Regions from separate parts of the Homo sapiens genome. Here region 2 is linked to region 1. A link is a contact called in ENCODE Hi-C data. All regions are on one chromosome and are shown on one strand. Each heading gives the region's core, a stretch centred on a gene start or an enhancer-like site at or near the end of the contact. The rest is flanking DNA. Distances are from core to core; before and after follow the strand shown.

Region 1 (4,871 bases), core at 1,244-3,743:
AGGCAGGAGAATTGCTTGAACCAGGAAGGTGGATGTTGCAGTGAGCCAAGATTGCACCACTGCACTCCAGCCTGGTGACAGAGTGAGGTTCTGTCTCCAAACAAAAACAAAAACAAAAACAAAAAACAAAAATTAGCCACGTGTGGTGGCGTGCACCTGTAATCCCAGCTACTCAGGAGGCTGAGGCAGGAGAATCGCTTGAACCTGGGAGGTGGAGGTTGCAGTGAGCTGAGATTGCACCACTGCACTCCAGGCTGGGCAACAGAGTGAGACTCTGTCTAAAAAAAAAAAAAAAAAAATATATATATATATATATATATATATATATATATATATGTAATATATATGTGTGTATATATATGTATATATGTATATGTGTGTATATATGTATATATATGTGTGTATATATAGTTGTTATACTGTGTTTTTTATTCATAGTTTTATGTTTTTCAAACATTTCTGATCTGAGGTTGGTTGCATCTGCAGATGTGGAAACTGTGGATATGGAGAGCTGAATGCATAGGATAGAATATATAAGTGAGGTCCCTTCTCTGGTTAAAACAACTCCATATGTGCCAGGTGGCTCATGCCTGTAATCCTAGCACTTTGGAAGCCAGGGTGGGTGGATAGCTTGAGCCCAGGAGTTTGAGACCAGCCTGGGCAACATGATGAGACCCCATCTCTACTAAAAAATATATATATATAAATTAGCCGGGCACGATGGCATGCACCTGTAGTCACAGCTGCTTGGGAGGCTGAGGTGGGAGGATCACTTGAGCCCAGGAGGTTGAGGTTGCTGTGAGCCGTGAAATCACACGACTGCACTCCAGCCTGGGAAACAGAAAGAGACTCTGTCTTAAAAAAAAAAGTGTATATATGAGATGCATTTGTATTATAAATAGCATATATATGTATATACGCTAGATATGTATAGAGGATAGAATATATGTTTCTGTGAGAAGCATTTGTACTGTAAATAGTATATATGTGTGGGCTGGGAGTAGTGGCTCATGCCTGTAATCCCAGCACTTTGGGAGGCTGAGGCGGGTGGATCACAAGATCAGGAGATCAAGACCATCCTGACTAACATGATGAAACCCTCATCTCTACTAAAAATAGAAAAAAATTAGCCAGGTGTGGTGGTGGGCGACTGTAGTCCCAGCTGCTGGGGAGGCTGAGGAAGGAGAATGGCGTGAATCCGGGAGGCGGATCTTGCAGTGAGCCGAGATCGCGCCACTGCATGCCAGCCTGGGCGACAGAGAGAGACTCCGTCTAAAAATAAAAATAAAAATAATAATAATAATAATAATAATGAAATGAGATCATGTCCTTTGCAGGGACATGGATGGAGCTGGAGGCCATTATCTTTAACAAACTAACACAGGATCAGAAAGCTAAATAATACATGTTCTCTCTTATAAGTGGGAGCTAAATAATGATGACACTTGAACACAAATTAAAAAACAACAGACTCTGGGGGCTATGTGAGGGTAGAAGGTGGGAAGAGGGAGAGGAGCAGGAAAAATACCTATTCGGCACTAGGCTAAGTACCTCGGTGATGAAATGATCGGTAGCAAAATCCCCCATCTCACGTACCTCCCGAACCTAAAATAAAAGTTAAAACATCAAAAAGGAAAAAGAGCTAACTTGAAATGATACAGTTTGAAGTTTATTAAAAATGCGGACGCGTCACAAGACTCTCCAAAAGTGGGCAGGATGATGGTTTTAAAGTTACGTGTATTTTACCACAATAAAAAAAAATTGGGTTGGACATGGTGGCTCGTGCCTGTAATCCCAGCACTTTGGGAGGCCGAGGTGGGTAAATCACCTGAGGTTGGGAGTTCGAGACCAGCCTGACGAACATAGTGAAACCCCATCTCTATTAAAAATACAGAAATTAGTGGGGCATGGTGGTGCACCCCTGTAATCCCAGCCACTCAGGAGGCTGAGGCAGGAGAATCACTTGAACCCGGGAGGCGGAGGCTGCAGTGAGCCAAGTTTGCACTGATGCACTCCAGCCTGGGTGACAGAGTGAGACTCTGTCTCAAAAAAAAAAAAAAAAATTGTAGAAACCTGACAAGACTCACAAAAAAATGGACAAGATGATGGCTGGGTACAGCGGCTCTCGGCTGTAATCCCAGCACTTTGGGAGGCTGAGGTGGATGGATCACGAGGTCAGAGTTCAAGACCAGCCTGGCCAAGATGGTGAAACCCCGTATGTACAAAAAATAAAAAAAATTAGTCAGGGTGTGGTGGCGAGCACCTGTCATCCCAGCTACTCGGGAGGCTGAGGCAGTAGAATTGTTTGAACCTAGGAGGCGGAGGTTGCAGTGAGCTGAGATCACGCCACTGCACTCCAGCCTGGGTGACAGAGTGAGACTCCGTCTCACACACACACACACACAAAAAGGACAAGATGATCGTTTTTGTGTTATGTATATTTTACCACAATAAAAAAAAAGTTTTGGAGGACGGGGTAAGCAATACGGTAGGGGAGGATGGCTGCTTGCCAACCATTTCCTGACTCCTTCCTGTCCTATTTCTACCGAATCATTCTGCAGGCATCCTGCGGCCTCTGTGTTGAGATGGGCAGGCAGAATTGCAGAGACGTTTACAGCTGTAACGAGGCGTTGGGGGCCACATCCTACCTTCCCGTGTTCTTCCCGTAAAAAGAGTCAATGCTTACCGTGCCTGAGTCGTGACACCAGCCAGTTTCCTAGTCTTCTCATACTCCTGCCTCGTGGCACAGGCACCTCTGAAGAAACTCCCTCCCCATAAGGACCTGCTCAGCTACCCCAGCCTGACACCTGGGCCTTCACAGAAGCCCCTGAGCTCTTGCACCTGAGCCTGCAGGGAAGGGTCCGGAGCCCAGACCTCTGACTCCGACTGACACCATGTACCCAAATGCCCAGTCCGCAGGGGGATTTCAGCTTCGTCATTTGTCAAGGGAGAGGGATGACAGCAGGATGACAGATGAGAAACACAACCTGTGAACCCAAGATAGCAACATAGCAGTACAGTGGGTACCGCCGGGAACACCACACACACACACACGATAGGAAGCTCATTTTCCCCTGTTGAATGTTCAGTATTATGTGCACTGCTTAACCAGAAAAAAAAGCCAGGCTCCATTCAACGTAATCCTTGCATCGTGGTGCCACATGTAGCCATGGAAAAGTAAACTCCTTGATAAAATAATGAGAATTCACAGGTAAGTTTACAGCTTGTCCTGTGGGCTGCTGGCTTTCTAACTTGTTTTTTTTTTTTTTTTTTTTTGAGACGGAGTCTTGCTCTGTCACCAGGCTGGAGTGCAGTGGTGCAATCTCGGCTCACTGCAACCTCTGCCTCCCGGGTTCAAGGGATTCTCCTGCCTCAGCCTCCCAAGTAGCTGGGACTAAAGGCATGCACCACCATGCCTGGCTAATTTTTGTAATTTTAGTAGAGAGGGGGTTTCACCATGTTGGCCAGGATAGTCTCGATCTCTTGACCTCGTGATCCACCTGCCTTGGCCTCCCAGAGTGCTGGGTTTACAGGCGTGAGCCACCGTGTCTGGCCTTTTTTTTTTGAGATGGAGGCTCGCTCTGTCACCCAGGCTGGAGTACAGTGGCACAATCTCAGCTCACTGCAACCTCTACCTCCCGGGTTCAAGCAATTCCCTGCCTCAGCCTCCTGAGTAGCTGGGACCACAGGTGTGTACTACCTCTCCTGGTTAATTTTTGTGTCTCTTTTAGAGACGGGGCCTTACTACATCGCCCAGGCTGGTCTCGAACCTGACCTCGTGATCCACCCATCTCAGCCTCCCAAAGTGCTGGGATTGCAGGCATGAGCCACCGTGCCTGTTGTTTGTTTTTTTTTTTGAGACGGAGTCTCGCTCTGTTGCCCAGGCTGGAGTGCAGTGGCATGATCTCAGCCTACTGCAACCTCTGCCTCCTGGATTCAAGCCATTCTCCTGCCTCAGCCTCCTGAGTAGCTGGGACCACAGGCGTGTACTACGTCTCCCAGTTAACTTTTGTGTCTTTTTTAAAGACGGGGCCTTGCTACATCACCCAGGCTGGTCTCGAACACCTGACCTCATGATCCACCCATAGCCTCCCAAAGTGCTGGGATTACAGGCATGAGCCACCATGCCTGTTGTTTGTTTTTTTTTTTTTTTTTGAGACGGAGTCTCGCTCTGTCACCCAGGCTGGAGTGCAGTGACATGATCTCAGCTTACCGCAACCTCTGCCTCCTGGGTTCAAGCCATTCTCCTGCCTCAGCCTCCTGAGTAGCTGGGACCACAGGCATGTACTACCTCTCCCGGTTAATTTTTGTGGCTTTTTTAAAGACGGGGACTTGCTACACCGCCCAGGCTGGTCTTGAACTCCTGACCTCGTGATCCACCCGCCTCGGCCTCCGAAAGTGCTGGGATTACAGACATGTGAGACACTGCGCCTGGCCTTCCAACTTGTTTTCTAACCTCATCCTAGAGTGACGAATGCATACATAGGATGACCCAGGATACACACATGCATTTCCATTTCATTCACCTGCAAAACAGACATAAGTGTTTCACCTCGGAGGAGCTGCACACCTGGAATCACTGCCTTTGAGCTTGGAGAAAATCGGATAGCGGCAGTCATGAAAAGCCAGGTGGCAGAGAAGGACGGACATGCAATTGCTGAAAAACCCCAAATCCAGAAACACTGGGTGAGAATTTCTCCTTTTTTTCCAATTGCCTCTCCTTGGGGAAGCCGTAAGAATATGTCGCCTTGGGGCGGGGCGCGGTGGCTCACACCTGTAATCCCAGCACTTTGGGAGACTGAAGGGGCTGGATCACGAGGTCAAGAGATCGAGACCATCCTGGCTAACACGGTGAAACCCTGTCTCTACTA
Region 2 (4,871 bases), core at 970-3,469, 70 kb before region 1:
TTTTCCTCTTGTCACCCAGGCTAGAGTGCAGTGGCACAATCTTGGTTCACTGCAACATCTGCCTCCCAGGTTCAAGCGATTCTCCTGCCTCAGCCTCCTGAGTAGCTGGGATTACAGGCACGCGCCACCATGCCCGGCTAATTTTTGTATTTTTAGTAAAGATGCGGTTTCACCATGTTGCACAGGCTGAACTCCTGATCTTGAACTCCTGGTCTCGAACTCCTGATCTTGTGATCCGCCCTCCTCAGCCTCCCAAAGTTCTGGGATGACAGGTGCGAACCACCGCACCTGGCCCTCTGTTATTTTTTGAGATGGAGTCTCACTCTTGTCACCCAGGCTGGAGTGCAGTGGCACGATCTTGGCTCACTGCAACTTCCGCCTCCTGAGTTCAAGCGATTCTCCTGCCTCAGCCTCCTGAGTAGCTGGGATTACAGGCGCGTGCCATAATGCCTAGCTAATTTTTGTATTTTTAGTAGAGACAGGGTTTCACCATGTTGCCCAGGCTGATCTTGAACTCCTTATCTTGTGATCCACCCGCCTCAGCCTTCCAAAGTGCTGGGATTACAGGCATGAGCCCCTGCACCCAACCCTCTGTTTTTTTTCTTTTTCTTTTTCTTTTCTTTTTTTTTTTTTTTTTTGAGACAGTTTCACTCTTGTCCCCCAGGCTGGAGTGCAATGGCACGATCTCGGTTCAGTGAAACCTCTGCCTCCCAGGTTCAAGCGATTTTCCTGCCTCAGCCTCCTGAGTAGCTGGGATTACACGAGGTGTGTGCCACCACGCCTGGCCAATTTTTATATTTTTAGTAGAGACGGGGTTTCACCATGTTGGCCAGGCTGATCTCGAACTCCTGACCTCAGGTGATCCTCCTGCCTTGGCCCCCAAAATGCTGGGATTACAGACGTGAACCACCATGCCTGGTGGCCCTGGCCTTTTCTTACGCATGAGGTAATGCTTGCCACACCTACTGGTTATGTTCCTGCAAACTATCACCAGATCGCCTCTTACGCCCAAACTTTAATGCAATGTTTCACGTACTATGTATTTACTGCGTATATTAAAACTATAACTTATGGGAAATGTGTCATTAGGTGAAACGTATTAATAAGGAAAAAAAAGAAATAAAAACAAAACAAAACAAAAAAACCCTATAATTTAAAATACTACATTCAAACAACCTGACCAAAACTTTCTAAATGATTTCCCCAAAACAGAGCCGTAAGTAACTTGGGAACAAGACAAGAGGCAACCTGGGATGTCTTTCTATTTATTTATATCTCTAATTTTTTGAATCTGTTTTTTTGTTTTGTTTTGTTTTGTTTTGTTTTTCTTTTTGAGACGGAGTCTCGCTCTGTGGCCCAGGCTGGAGTGCAGTGGTGTGATCTCAGCTCACTGCAAGCTCCGCCTCCCGGGTTCCCGCCATTCTCCTGCCTCAGCCTCCCGAGTAGCTGGGACTACAGGCGTGTACCACCATGCCCAGCTAATTTTTTGTATTTTTAGTAGAGACGGGGTTTCACCGTGTTAGCCAGGATGGTCTCGATCTCCTGACCTCATGATCCGCCTGCCTCGGCCTCCCAAAGTGCTGGGATGACAGGCGTGAGCCACCGCGCCCGGCCTGTTGTTGTTTTTTAATGTTTTTTTTTAGTTTTCGGTGTACAAATCTACTTTCATGATTAATTTCTAACTGTTTTATTCTTTTTGGTGTTATTGTTAATGTAATTGTTTTCTTATTCTCTTATTTATGTACTTATTTTGAGGTAGGGTCTCACTCTGTTGCCCAGGCTGGAGTGCATTGGCACAATCATGGCTCACAGCAGCCTTGAACTCCTGGGTTCTAGTGATCCTCCCACCTCAGCTTCTCAAGTAGCTGGGACTACAGGCGTGCACCACCATGCCCAGCTAATTTTTTTTTTTGTTTTTTGAGACGGAGTCTCACTCTGTCATCTAGGCTGGAGTGCAGTGGTGTGATCTCGGCTCACTGCAACCTCCGCCTCCCGAGTTCAAGTGATTCTCCTGCCTCAGCCTCCCGAGTAGCTGGGATTCCAGGTACACGCCACCACACCCAGCTAATTTTTGTATTTTTGGTAGAGACGGGGTTTCTACTAAATGTTGGCCAGGCTGGTCTCGAACTCCTGACCCCAGGTGATCCTCCAACCTAGCCCTCCCAAAGTCTTGGGATTACAGGCGAGAGGCCCTGCGCCCGGCCACGTTAATTCTTTAGAAGTCAACAGAGGCCCATTGCTCTGAGCCGCCGCCACCCCCAGCCCTGTTTGTGACGACCAATGGGCTGCCGTGGACATAGGATTTTGGGTGTGCTAAAACCAGGAAAGCCCCCAGCAGCACCCAGGCTCCGAGGTTCTGGGAGACACAACCTCCCCGCCAGAGGGAAATGACCCATTACAATCCCCTGGGTGGTTTTCCAGGCCAAGCAGCTGGGGCCGCCTGTCTGGCCCAGGGTGGCCTGAATCTCTCGGTTCTGTCCTGGGAGAGGTGGGGATTTTTAAGCCTGACCTTTTAACTTTACCACAGGGCTGCTATCCAGCCTTCCTTCCTGTGACAGACTCTACGCCCATCTTCCAAAGCTCACAGAGCTGGCCGGAGAGTCCCAGGGCCCTCTTGTGAACTACGTCTTGGAAGGAGGTGGCTGTGTCTTCTCAGATACCATGTCCAGGCTTACATCTGAATGTTTTCGGTCCGACTTCAAGGGACGTAAATATCAGACCCCTGGAAGCACTCTGTGCATCCCTGTGACGGTGCTTTGCAGACTTTTGGCCTGTGTTTGACTTTCTGATGCGTTTTCATTTTCACTTTCGTTTTTCTGTATTTATTTATGGAGACATAAGGTCTTGCTCTGTTGCCCCAGGCTAGAGTGCCATGGTGACATTATATAGCTCACTGCAACCTCAACTTCCTGGCCTGAACCGATCCTCCCACCTCAGCCTCCTGAGCAGCTGGGACCACAGGTGCTCACCACCATGGCTGGCTAATTATTTATTTTTGTAGACATAGGGGTCTCACTATATTGCCCCGTCTTAGTTTTCATTTTTATTTTTTATTATTATTATTATTTGAGACAAAGTTTCACTCTGTTGCCCAGGCTGGAGTGCAGTGGTGCGATCTTGGCTCACTGCAACCTCCATCTCCCGGGTTCAAGTGATTCTCCTGCCTCAGCCTCCCGAGTAGCTGGGATTACAGGCGCGCACCACCACGCCCGGCTAATTTTTTGTATTTTTAGTAGAGATGGGGTTTCACCGTGTTAGCCAGGATGGTCTCGATATCTGGACCTTGTGATCTGCCTGTCTCGGCCTCCCAAAGTGCTGGGATTACAGGCATGAGCCACCACGCCCGGCGAGTTTTCATTTTTATTGATTATTATTATTATTTTTTGAGACGAAATCTCGCTCTGTCACCCAGATTGGAGTGCAGCGCTGTGATCTTGCCTCACTGCAACCTCCGCCTCCCGGGTTCAAACGATTGTCCTGCCTCGGCCTCTTGAATATCTGGAACTACAGGCGTGTGCCACCACATCCAGCTCATTTTTGTATTATTAGTAGACACAGGGTTTTACTGTGGTGGCCAGGCTGGTCTTGAACTCCTGACCTCAGGTGATCCACCCACCTCGGCCTCTCAAAGTGCTGGGATGACAGACGTGAGCCACCACGCCTGGCCTCATTTTTCTATTTGGAAATAAAGTCCTGTCTAGGTTTATGAGGAGTGGGACCACATCACTGAAGATACACGAGCAAGAACATGGATTTGCTTATCTCTGTTTTGGTCATGTCCTCCCGGGGGGCAGGGGTGGGGGTGGCAAACCTCCTCCCCTCCCTCCCCCACTTCGAACACAGAGTGAGTGTTGGTGACACTCAGCCAGGGACAGGACCCCGCTGCGAGCCAGGTTCCTCTTTCTACTGACTCTCTGGGGACCCTGTTTGCCTCCCGGCAACACGCTTTGCCGAAGAGCCCCTGTGCTGGCTGCCACGTGAGCCGCCCCTGTCCCTACTCTCAGCAGCCTTCCCCACCTGCAAACCCAGATCGAGGGCCTCCCATGCTGGGTTGGATGGTGGCCCCCAGAGATATGTCCGTGTCCTGAGCCCTGCTATTTGGGGAGGGGGTTTCATTTGGAAAAGAGGGTCTTTGCAGATTCATTCCGTTGTGGATCTTGAGAGAAAATAATCCTGCATTGTCTGGGTGGGCCTTAAATGCAATGACAGGTGTCCTTCTAAGAGACAGGAGAGGAGACACAGACACAGAGGAGAAGGCCACGTGGAGACGGAGACAGAGCCTGGAATGACGCGGCCACAAGCCCAGGGATGCCTGGAGCCCCCAGGAGCTGGGAGAGACAGGAAGGAGCCTCCGGAGGGAACTGGATCCAATTGTAATGGGTTGAACAGCGGATCCTGGAAAGATATGTCCATATCCTAGAGCCCAGAACCTGGAATGAGACCTTATTTGGAAATAAGAACTTTGCAGATTTAATGAGTTAAGGATCTCAAGATGAGATACTCCTGGATTAGGCTGGGCCCTAAATCCAATGACAGGTGCCCTGGTAAAAGACAGAAGAGGAGACGCAGACACAGAGGAGAAGGCCACGTGGAGACGGAGACAGAGCCTGGAATGACGCGGCCACAAGCCCAGGGATGCCTGGAGCCCCCAGGAGCTGGGAGAGACAGGAAGGACCCTCCCCTAGAGCTCCTTGAGGGAGCACGGACCTGAGACATTTTGATCTCAGACTTCTGGCCCCCGGAACTGTAAGAAAGTAAATTCCTGTTGTCGAACTCCCCAGTTTGTGGCATTTTTTGTGTCAGCCTCAGGGGACTCACAGAAATGGCTTTGTCTCTGCACCCCTAAAATAATTTTAATGTTACTACTGAAC

The links. A loop is a pair of places that touch in the nucleus more often than their neighbours do. Pooled maps may share reads with other maps.
Region 2: a map of heart right ventricle shows a loop between it and region 1 (1.9-fold over the local background). The contact joins two enhancer-like sites. A Hi-C loop is called at or near these places in 3 of 168 maps with a recorded cell type or tissue (CD4-positive, alpha-beta memory T cell, GM12878 and heart right ventricle), 13 of 37 single-sample maps with no recorded cell type and 10 of 50 pooled maps.

The regions. Positions count from the first base shown.
Region 1 is chrX:1,568,163-1,573,033 of GRCh38, forward strand. No RefSeq gene overlaps it. Among named protein-coding and RNA genes, the nearest start is that of AKAP17A, 21 kb to the right of the region's middle. Within about 2 kb of position 2,494, at least 5 of the 41 ENCODE cell types and tissues checked have a DNase peak (open chromatin) inside an H3K27ac peak, as active enhancers do; they include heart right ventricle, where a contact is called at or near this core.
Region 2 is chrX:1,498,544-1,503,414 of GRCh38, forward strand. The region is part of intron 1 of P2RY8 (P2Y receptor family member 8); the gene reads right to left. Among named protein-coding and RNA genes, the nearest start is that of P2RY8, 36 kb to the right of the region's middle. Within about 2 kb of position 2,220, at least 11 of the 41 ENCODE cell types and tissues checked have a DNase peak (open chromatin) inside an H3K27ac peak, as active enhancers do; they include heart right ventricle, where a contact is called at or near this core.